Regions from separate parts of the Homo sapiens genome. Here region 2 is linked to region 1. Evidence: read pairs that join two places in POLR2A ChIA-PET (ENCODE). Cell type or tissue: A673. All regions are shown on one strand. Each heading gives the region's core, and the rest is flanking DNA. Links, peaks and the distances in the headings are about the cores only.

Evidence for each region. ChIA-PET counts read pairs that join two places held together with the same protein. Peaks named below come from ENCODE experiments on the same cell type or tissue, not always from the same donor. Only the 100,000 strongest peaks of a DNase experiment are listed, where the experiment ranks them.
Region 2: POLR2A ChIA-PET joins it to region 1 with 5 read pairs; 1 of 35 experiments calls an interaction of 5 or more read pairs at or near these places.

The regions. Positions count from the first base shown.
Region 1 is chr11:87,323,974-87,329,357 of GRCh38, reverse strand. TMEM135 (transmembrane protein 135) reads right to left here. Exons shown (of 15, transcript NM_022918.4): 15 at 534-5,384. It also overlaps the pseudogene LOC100420680 and the pseudogene PSMA2P1. Among named protein-coding and RNA genes, the nearest start is that of TMEM135, 290 kb to the right of the region's middle. In A673, for the core only: no CTCF peak of the experiment used is centred there; a DNase peak (open chromatin) is centred at 3,177; H3K4me3 peaks cover 407 bases; H3K27ac peaks cover 646 bases.
Region 2 is chr11:85,966,204-85,971,587 of GRCh38, reverse strand. All of the region lies in intron 19 of PICALM (phosphatidylinositol binding clathrin assembly protein), which reads left to right. Among named protein-coding and RNA genes, the nearest start is that of PICALM, 100 kb to the left of the region's middle. In A673, for the core only: no CTCF peak of the experiment used is centred there; a DNase peak (open chromatin) is centred at 2,507; H3K27ac peaks cover 1,157 bases.

The sequences.
Region 1 (5,384 bases), core at 155-5,154:
CATAATAATGAAGTGACTGAAAAATCCAGAATTTCAGATATTCTATCTACTTAAACATGTTTAAAGGATGTTTTGTTTTGCAGGCTCTTTTTAGATTTATTTCTATATGGTTAAAAACCAATGTTTTAAAAATGACACTTATAAGGCCAGGCACAGTGGCCCACGCCTATAACTGGAGAACTTTGGGAGGCTTAGGAGGGAGGATTGCTTGAGTGTAAGAGTTCAAGACCAGCCTAGGCAACACAGTGAGACCCCTGTCTCTACAAAAAAACAAAAACGAAAACAAAATTAATCAGGCATGGTGGCATGTGCCTGTAGTCCCAGCTACCAGGGAAGCTGAGGTGGAAGGATTACTTAAGCCTGGGACGTCAAGGCCACAGTGAGCCATGATCATGCCATTGCACTCCAACCTGGGTGACAGAGTGAGACCCTGTCTCATTTATACACTGCTGGTGAGAATGTAAATTAGTACAACCTCTACAGACAACAGTATGGAGGTGTCTTAAAGAACTAAAAGGAGATCTACCATAAAAGACACTCGTATATATATTTTTATTGTTAACACAGTTCACAATTGCAAAGATACAGAATCAACCAAAGTGCCCATAGACCAATGAGTGGATAAAGAAAATGTGGTATATATGCACCATGGAATACTACTCAGCCATAAAAAATAAAAGATGAAATAATGTCTTTTGCAGCATCTTGGATGGAGCTGGAGGCCATTATTCTAAGTAAAGTAACTCCGGAATAGAAAATCAAATTCTGTATGTTCTCAACTGTAAGTGGGAGCTAAGCTATGGATACACAAGGGTATACAGAGTGATATAATGGACTATGGAGACTCAGAAGGGGAAGGAATAAAAAGCTATATATTGGGTACAATGCACACTATTCTGGTGACAGGTGCACTAAAATTTCAGACTTCACCAATATACAATTCATCCATGCAACCAAAAACCACTTGTACCCCAAAAGCTACTGAAATAAAAATAAGCAAATTCATTCCTTAATTAAATGACACATAAAACATAATCAACTAAGATTTTTTAAAGATGAGCAAAACCTTCAAAGACGAGATTGACAGTATTTTAGCATACACAGAAGAGTGGAGAAAAAGAGAATTCTAAATCAAGAGAGAGAAGGATATAATGGGAAATGAAACTGAGATCTGATCTATACAGAATTGGAATATGTCCATTAGAAATGTTTTCAGCTGAAAGTAACAGAATTCTTGGGTAATAGAGCCATAAAGCCTGTGATGGTTAATTTTAGGCATCAACTTGACTGGATTAAGGAATATCTAGAGAACTGGTAAGGCATTATTTTGGGGTGTGTCTGTGAGGGTGTTTCCAGAGGAGATTGGCATGTGAGTTAGCGTGGACTAGGCAGAGAAGATCTGCCCTCAATATGGGCAGGCACCTCCAATCCACTGGAGGCCTGGGTAGAATAAAAACAGAAGAAAGGAGAATTGGCTTCTCTCTCTCCCCTGCAGCAGGGATACACTCTTCTCCAACTGCCCATGGACATTAGGACCCCAGATCCTCTAACCTTGGGACTCCAGGACTTAAAACTATCACTCCCCCATCCCACCCCCAGGTTCTCAGACTTGAAAATTCAGCCTTGGACTGAGAATTACACCATCAGTTTCCCTGGTTCCAAGGCTTTTGGACTTGTACTGAGCCAGACCACCAGCATCCCAAGGTCTCCAGGTTATGAATGGCCTGTGGTGGGGTTTCTCAGCCTCCACAATCACATGAGCCAACTCCCTTAATCCCCTCTCATATCTCTCTCTGTGTCTCTCTCTATCCCTCTCATATCTCTCTCTATGTATCTCTCTATCCCTATTGTTCTGCCTCTCTGGGAAACCCTGACTGATACAGAACTTTAAGAAATAGAGGTTTATTTTCTCAAAATGCTCAAATGCAGATGGTTAATGGCACCATTCAGTGGCTCACAGAAGCAGGTTCTTTCTATTTTTCTGACCTGGCATCTTTAATATGCTGGTTTTTCATGTTTGTACTTTTCATTTCATGTCTGCAAGATTGCTGCCACAGATTCAGACCCTACTGACTAATACTAATACCTTGAACAAGAGAAAAAGAGGTAAAAAGAACTTTCCTTTAAGCAGAGAGGGAAGATTTTTCCCAAGTGTTTCCCAGATTTTCCATTACATTTTATTGGCCAAAACAGGGTCACATGAACACCTCCGAGTAAAGGCTGGTTGGAAAAGTATCTGGACAAGAAGAAAGGAAAGACATGAAAGGCCTAGAACAATTATGATTCATCCCTGGGGCTAGGCATGTAACTGTCTTAAACAACATCAGTGTTCCCTCAGCAAGGAAAAACTGCCACTAGTTGAGCAATTAACAATGACTGCAATCCCATTTTTGAATTTTAATCCAAGTTATAGGAAGCGTTTTAGTGAAAAAAAAAAAAAAAAAAAGGTCCTCAGATGATTCAATGATGCCTCTAGTTTCATAGATTTATTTATCCTGCCCTTTGGTTCTGAAGAGAGCCTTAGTGCTATCCCTGAGCAGTGACAGGCTATCAAAAACTGCCGACTCAGATTCAGATGCAACTGAATTTCTTCCTGAAGCTTTGCAGATATTATTTACCTTCAATTTTCCCTGAAATAAATAGAAAAATAAGGACTCCTGTTTTTTCCCTTGAGAGCTCAAGATGAAGAAATACATAGCAAAGATATGGCAGGAAAGCATGGGCCAGGAAAGGTAAAGAAAAGAATAGGAGAAAAGAGATAAGGCTTAAAATATGTTTATAGTCTCTTCTCTCCCATTCCTTTTGGCATCCAATCCCATAATGACCAACCACAGAATGTACTTCATGCTTTAAACCTTTGGCACTATAGCTTCAGGGTCCTCTTAGGTGACCAAAAATAATCTGAAAAGAAAATTAATTTAAGAGATCGATTAACTACTGGAAAAAGTTTAATAGACACTGAAGAACTAGACTTCGAAAATTAACTGGTCCTAGTTCAGGGATGGAGGAAAGTAGTAATGCAGGGTGACCTCAGCCAACATAGGTCTACAGGTCTACTTTATGGAAGCCTGAATCTCTCAAGACAGAAAGGGATGCTGAGTCTAAGCAAGGCAGATAAAGCATGTTGTATGCCTATGGCCTCTATGCCAAGACCAGGGAACATCCTATTATCCACGGTCTGACAAGATTAGAATGTTATGCTCTGCAGAGGCAGCAGGCTGGGGGTGGGGGAGAGTATGGCACAAAACTGAATATTAAAAAAAAAAAAAACTGAACAGGCAAGCTATAGTAGTTTGTGAGCTAAAGAAAGAAGTATAAACTGCTCTTGGCCCTGATGTCCCTGTTGGTGACCAGATGGTATGTGTGTCTGTGGTAATATACTGGGATTTTCAGGTCTGCTGGGACAAAAGATAAAACCCAATACATTATTTCATGTAAAACATATTCGTAGGAGGGACAGATGGAAAAAAAATGGAGAAAGTAAAAGAAAATAGGAAATTCCAGAGTCAAGTGATGTTACGGGGTTTTAAGAAGAGAAGAAATTAATTGTTCTGGATTTAAAGGCTTCACATACAGAGAAACATCTCCTTCCATATCTGTGCAATTATCTTCTACATCATCCTGCCTAAGAAAAACAGAGCATATAAAAAAAAAATCAGTGTCTCTGGAAATGTTTACTCCATTGTTATCACCGTTATGATCACTCCAGAGCCTCTCACTTGAACGGCTGGCTTAAAAGGTTGCAATGAAGTCCAAGGAGACTAGTTAACATAAAGTAACACCAGCAAGCAGAGAATGGACAAGGTGGCAGGGAGAGGGAGCAGCAAGAGAGACAGACAGAGAGAGAGAGAGAGGGAGAGAGAGAGAGCCCACATAAAACAGCAACAGAATAATTTCCAAAAGACCAGATATAAATTCTTTCCTCCAACCAAAAGTCAATCATTTTCTTCTGTGTGTAAAATAGCACACATTCTTATTCACCACAGCTGTAAGCTTAAGGCCATTCACTCACTACTCTGCTGTAGTCCTATGACACTAGCTATATCATGGCCAACTTACTGCCCCACTTCTGTTTCCAGAAGTCACACACACTAGAGTCAGTTTCATTTCTTTGTAGTTACCCTTTTTGCAACTACAGGGCTATTACAAAGTCACCTGAGGCCACTACTTTAAACAGAAACATAGTACTACAAAGCCCTAGAATCTAAGACAGCCCCCCAATCTGAGGGTCATCTCAGTCCTTGACACTCCTTTCTTTGTTAATTCCACAAGAAGAAGAAATTATAGAGCTGGCACCAATGGTGGCTTCAGCACCAATAGTAAAGGGCTGGAGGCAATTGTAAACATCACCTCCACAATGAAGGTAACCTTATTACTCATCACATTCAAAGTGCAGCCCTAAAGAAAATAATCACTTCTTATTCCTTTTCTTGTATTTTTTTCTTGGCCACTCATTTTCAGCTGAGTGAAGTATTCTACTATGTGAAAATGATTACTAGAAGGAGGTGTTAGGAGAGAGAATGTTTATAAGATATCTTAGTAAGAAATGTATACTTTTGCCTTTGGGAAACAAAGGACAACTTTGTTGCTGTGTCAAACTACTTAATACTCATACAAATAAAAATATGGCTAGGTACCGTGGCTCACACCTGGAATCCCAGAGTCCCGGGAGGCCAACCCAAGAGGATCACTTGAGGCCAGGAGTTTAAGACCAGCCTGGACAACATAGCAACACCTTGTTTCTACAAAAAAAAAATAAATAAAATAAATATTAGCCAGGCATGGTGGCACATGCCTGTTGTCCCAGCTATTAGAGACTGAGGGGAAATAATTGCTTGAACCAAGGAATTTGAGGTTTCAATGAGCTATGATTGCACCACTGTACTCCAACCCGGGCAACAGAGCTAGACCTCAACTCAAAAAATAAAAAAATAAATCACACGGAGAATTTAAGGAATCTCTGGGCTAATAATTTCTCTGCTCCAAAAACAACATTTGGGCCATTGCTCCAGTGGTCAGTTCCCTTCAGTCCCACAAGAAGCTTCCTAATTAGCACCAAGGGAGAGGTTGTGACACAGGCAAGTGGACGAAGCTCCCTGAGAGTAAAGGACATTGCTTTTCATTACCTATGAAATGTAGAGCACACAGAAGCTCAGGGATATGATAAAATATAAGCAGGAAACAATTACGTCAGCATTAACAACTAAATGAAATGTTAGCCTAGATACAATCTACAAGGAGACGAACACTCGAGCACAACAAGAAAATACTGTGTGACATTTGCTCAGTTTGGATTCCATCAAAAACATACATGTTCAGTCTAATAAAAGTTCATTATAAAATCTGAGAGCCAAAAAAATATAAAATTCTAAATTAAATAACAA
Region 2 (5,384 bases), core at 248-5,247, 1.4 Mb after region 1:
ATTTTTGTATTTTTTTTAGAGATGGAGTTTTGCCATGTTGCCCAGGCTGTTCTTGAACTCCTGAGCTCTAGCAGTTCATCTGCCTCGGCCTCCCAAAGTGCTGGGATTACAGGTATGAGCCACCGTACCCACCCAGCATCTGCTCTTAACCCAGGTTTTACGTCCTGTTGCCTTCTAAAACCCACATAACCGTTTCACAGAAACACCAGAAAAGTGCCAGAATTTCCTTGTGCATGAAAAAAAACAGGGACAGAAATACCTTTTCTTAATTACTTTATATCAGAAGAGAAGTGAATGAGAACATTAGGGTAATAAGTTTCTAGTTGAAAGATAAAATTTGAAATGAGTACTTAAGTATTACTGAAAAAGCAAATGAAGGAAGCAAATTGATAACTAGGAAAATAAAATCAGGCAGCAATGAAATGGCTTGAAGAAGCTTTGGTCTCTCTACATAGTCATTTGAATCATTTGAAAGTCAGAATCTTAAATTTGTTAATGTTACTTTTAATTATTTTGTAATTCCTTTGTTCTGCATGTATCTAATCACAAAGTCTCACTAATTATTCCTCTGCTATAATTAGACCCACCCTTCTCCTTGCATTCTACAGCTTTCACCCAGTCTTGGAACCTCTTTATTCACACTTGTTTTGCAATAGTCACTCATGTTCTCTGCCTCCCCGATTTAATCCGTTTTGTAAATATTGGAACAATCTTTTGTAGGCAGTATTTGTAATACCCATCTCCATACTCAAACATTTAGGGAGGTGAATCTTTTTTGTGTGTGGGTAATGGAGTCTCACTCTGTCCCCCAGGCTGGAGGGCAGTGGTACGATTTCAGCTCACTGCAGCCTCTGCCTCCTGTGTTAAACCTCCTGCCTCAGCCTCCCCGGCAGCTGGGATTACAGGCACACGCCACCACACCCAACTAATTTTTAGTAGAGACAGGGTTTCACCATGTTGGCCAGGCTGGTCTCAAACTCCTGGCCTCAAGTGATCCTCCCTCCTGGGCCTCCCAAAGTGTTGGGATTACAGGTGTGAGCCACTGTGTCCAGCCTAAGGAGGTGAATCTAAATATAACTGAACATTTAAAGCCTTTTCTCAGCTTTCCTTCCATCTTAAAACAACCTCATGAAGCCTCCCTATTTATAAGAGTAATAATGAGTTAACGGAATATTCAAGTTCTTCGATTCCATGCTTTTACAATTCTCAATAAGTATCCAGTGTTCTGCTGTTATTTGTCTTTTCCATAAGTCCTTCACCTGCCATAAAGTGGGTTTATTCTTTGTCCAGTCTTCAGTCATCTGGTGTCCCTTTCACATCCTTATGAGATCTGGAATTCTTTTCCTTATTCTGCATTATTTTTTCTTACAGACCTTGTGACTACCTGGCATCCATCCAGTCTAGCAAGGGCTTTCTTTACTAGATTATAAGCTTCATGAAGGCAAGCTTCTCTGGCATGTTTACTTCTCTGTCCCTAGTTCCTAGAACAGTGCCTGACATGTAATAGTTTTTGGACATTATTTGTTAAGTAAATGAATCACCTTGTAAACTTACCTTTTTCATCATATAACTTACTCTGCCCCTCCTTAATCTCTCATTTCACTTACTTGTAACCATTATAATAACTTGCAGTGGTGTTCAAAATTGGTTTGATTTGTTGGCTAATAGTTATGGTGAGCTAAAACATTAGACGGCTCACCTGAGGAATGAAGACAGCTTTATTTTATGTTTATGATTGAACATTTTTAATAATTAAAAATTAAACTGTTGGCCGAACACAGTGGCTCATGTCTGTAATACTAGCACTTTGGGAGGCTGAGGTAGGAGGATCACTTAAGTGCAGGAGTTCCAGACCAACCTGGGCAACATAGTGAGACTGTCTGTTTTTTAAAAAGAAAAAAGTAAACTGTTTATCTTTGAACTAGATAAGGTTTTTCTCATGCTTTAAAGCATGTTTAATGATTCTCAGCCAGTCTCTTGGATTAATTTTGTCCGTAGAATGCTAGCCGAAACCAAAAGATTTTTCTTAATGAATTACCTTTTAATTGTTCTTTCATTGTTTTGTTCCCTTTTTTTCAATTGGATTAAAAAATTATTAAGGGCAGAGATCATCCATCTCTTTGTATGGGGTAAAGTAAATGGTAGTTTAAATGAAAAATGAAATTCCATCAAAATGGAATCTTTTAATCAAATCTAATTTCTACAGCTGTTCCCAAAATTCTTCCTTGCTCTTTGAAGTGTTTGTTTTGAGAGCTGTTACTTACCTAAGGCATAACTTGTAGCTCTTGGTCTCTTGCCTGATTACTATTATATCAAGTTAACATTTTTGAGAGAGCTCTAGCCCTCTCAGATACCTTTATCTTGTTGCCATTTAGTGAGACATTCCAGTGTGTTGTGTGTCTTACATTTTATCTAGGTTACTCTAAGCACTGCATTAGTGCTTGTTTATGAGGAAGCAGCTAACACCTTCCAGATGGCTGTTAGCTCAGACTTGATTCAATTCTTCAGGAAATTGTCATTATGGCTTTAATTCAGTAGACTGCGCTGTAGCTTTGAACTTATGAATTCCTATACACATACCCTTTTCTCCGTGTGTGTGTGTGTGTGTGTGTGTGTGTGTGTGTGTGTGTGTGTGTGTGTTGAGTCATTTTTCTGTATTTTTTAGATATTTTCATGGAATTGTTTAACAACAGATACTATTGTTTTTCTGTTTCATGCCTAACATTGTAGCTGTCTTTATTATGTTGTTCTACATTAGTGCATCTTCCTAGATGTTTAACTTCATGATAAATTCTAGGTCCTTGTGGTTTTCCTTTTGTTTCTCTTCTGTGCTTCCTCACAGTCTTACTATTTGGTTACTTGGTACAGATTGCTAGTGTGTCTGGAAAGGGGACTCCTGCTTTCTCTTACTGGTGCTTTACATAAATTGAAATGTCCATTGCTAAGCCAGTAGTTCATAAACTAATTCTTTAGTTGCAATATACAGCTATTATGTTATTAAGCATGAAGACAGTTATAGTTTCAATTTTCTTCTGAAAGTCATTGTGATATGAAATAACACTTTTTAAATGAATGTTTATATGGCAGTTTAGGTATTTTTGAAGCTCTTTGGGGGTGACAAGGGTTGTTGTTGTCATCTTATTTCCTTATATGAAAAATTCCCACTGATCACATATCAATCTGCCTATTTTCCCAGAAGCAATATGAAAAATACAGAGTATTACCTTTGGGCATTTAATTTTAAAATTAACTGTTGGTTTCTTTTTTGTTGTTTTTGTTTGTTTGTTTTGTTTTTTTGAGACAGGGTCTCACTCTGTCCCCCAGGCTGGAGTGCAATGGCACAATCATGGCTCACTGTAGCCTCAGCCTCCAGGGTAGCTAAGACTGCAGGCACACACCACAATGCCTGACTAATTTTTAATTTTTTGTAGAGCAAGCATACATCAGACTGGTCTTGAACTCCTGATCTCAAGCAGTCCTCCCACCTTGGCTTCCAAAAGTGCTGGGATTATAGGCATGAGCCACTGCTCCTGGCCAAGTTTTGTTGGTTTCTTGACTGGTATTAGGCCTTTTTTTAAAGGAGGACTGCCAGTTTTGTTTATGGAGGATATGGTTAAAGATGCAAAATGGCTGCTGTTTTTTGTTGTTTGCAGTGGCTAATTTTAAATCAGTCTGACATCAGTTAAGTGTCTGAAAGGAAATGATGGCTTGTTGTGAGTGCTTTTTATCCTTCTAAATGGGAACACTGTTGCCTTTAGATATTCGAATAATTTAAGTCTTAGAAAAAGCCTTTTAAAGTACTTTCTTGTATTTAAGAACTAGTGGCTGCTTTTAGGTTTCGTTTTGGTTTTGTTTTTTGGTTTTGTTGTTGTTGTTTTATTCTCTTGGTGTGTTAATTGTGAGTATTGGCAGTACCTCCTCTGTCAGCCGATCTCTCCAGCTGGATTTCTGTGAAGAAGGCTTTTTGCCTTGTAAGCAATGTGTTGTGCTCATTCATCCTTGCCTACTGCAGAATACCATGAGGGACGTTTCCTTGGGGATTGGGATGTAGTACCATAGGTGAAAACTAGCTCCTAGTACACACACCTGAATCATTCGAAATAGAAATGTTAGAAGTCTCATCTGCTGATCACTATTGCTAACAAGACAACTTATAGAATAAGACCTTGCTTATTACTAGGTTTTTGCTGAGGACATTCTCGAAAAGGTAGAAATCTAATTTCTTGTCTTAATAAATAAAACCAGAAAGTATTCTTAAAGTCCGGGGTGCCTGTGAAGTTCTGCAGAATCTTCATGACGAACATCAGTGACCATGTATAATACTGTGTATACAGAAAGAATGGGAATGTATTGTCTCACATTTACTAGAAAAGTTCCTTTAAAAAATTATTTCTCTACTCCAACTTTAACTTTTTCTTGTAAATTCAATATAGCCGTAAATTCTAGCTGAATTGAAATTAATTGGGATAGCAGAGTTTGAAGAGGAAAAAAACACCAGCCTTGGAACCAGCAGATCTGCATTAGAGTTTATATTATAGTTTCCTAGGACTGCTGTAACAAAGTGTACCACAAACTTGATTAAGCATGTTAAAAGTTTTTAAGCTCTTAAAAACAGAAATTAAAACAGAAATTTGTTTTCTATCACTTCTGGAGAAATCAGGGTATCGGCAGAGCCATGCTCCCTCTGAATTTTCTAGAGGAGGGTCCTTCCTTGGCTTTTCCAGCTTTTGGTAGCCCCATTCGTTCCATAGTTTGCATCTGTAGCCATTTAGTCTCTACCTGTCAACATGGCATTCTCTCTATGGGTCTCTACCTCCACGTGCCTCTCCTTATAAGGACACTGGTCATCAAATTAGGGTCACTCCAAAGACCTCATCTTAACTTGATTACATCTACAAAGACCCTGTTTCCAAGTAGGGTCAAATTTATGGGCACCAGGGGTTAGGACTTCAACACATCTTTTGGGGGGTCACAATTCAGCAGTCTTGACTTGACTCCTCAGCTAACCATGTGTTGAGAGCAAATTCTCTATGTAACTTTGAGCCTTAGTTTCCTTACCTGTAAAATTGTGGTATTACTTTGTGTACTTTATCATTTTGCTGTAAGGATCAAATGAAAATATTTGAAACTGACTAAGAAAATATTTAAAGGTTGCCCTGTTTTTGGAAATTGTTCCTATTCCCTGAATTGTCCTTATTCTCTAATTCTAAGAGGAGAATTGGGCACAGTGGCTCACACCTGTGATATCAACACTTTTGGAGGCTAAAGTGGAAGGATCACTTGAGCCCAGGAATTGGAGGCTACAGTTAGCAATGATCACACCACTGTACTCCAGCCTGGGCAACAGAGCTAGACCCTGTCTTTGGGGGGGGAAAAACAGTTTT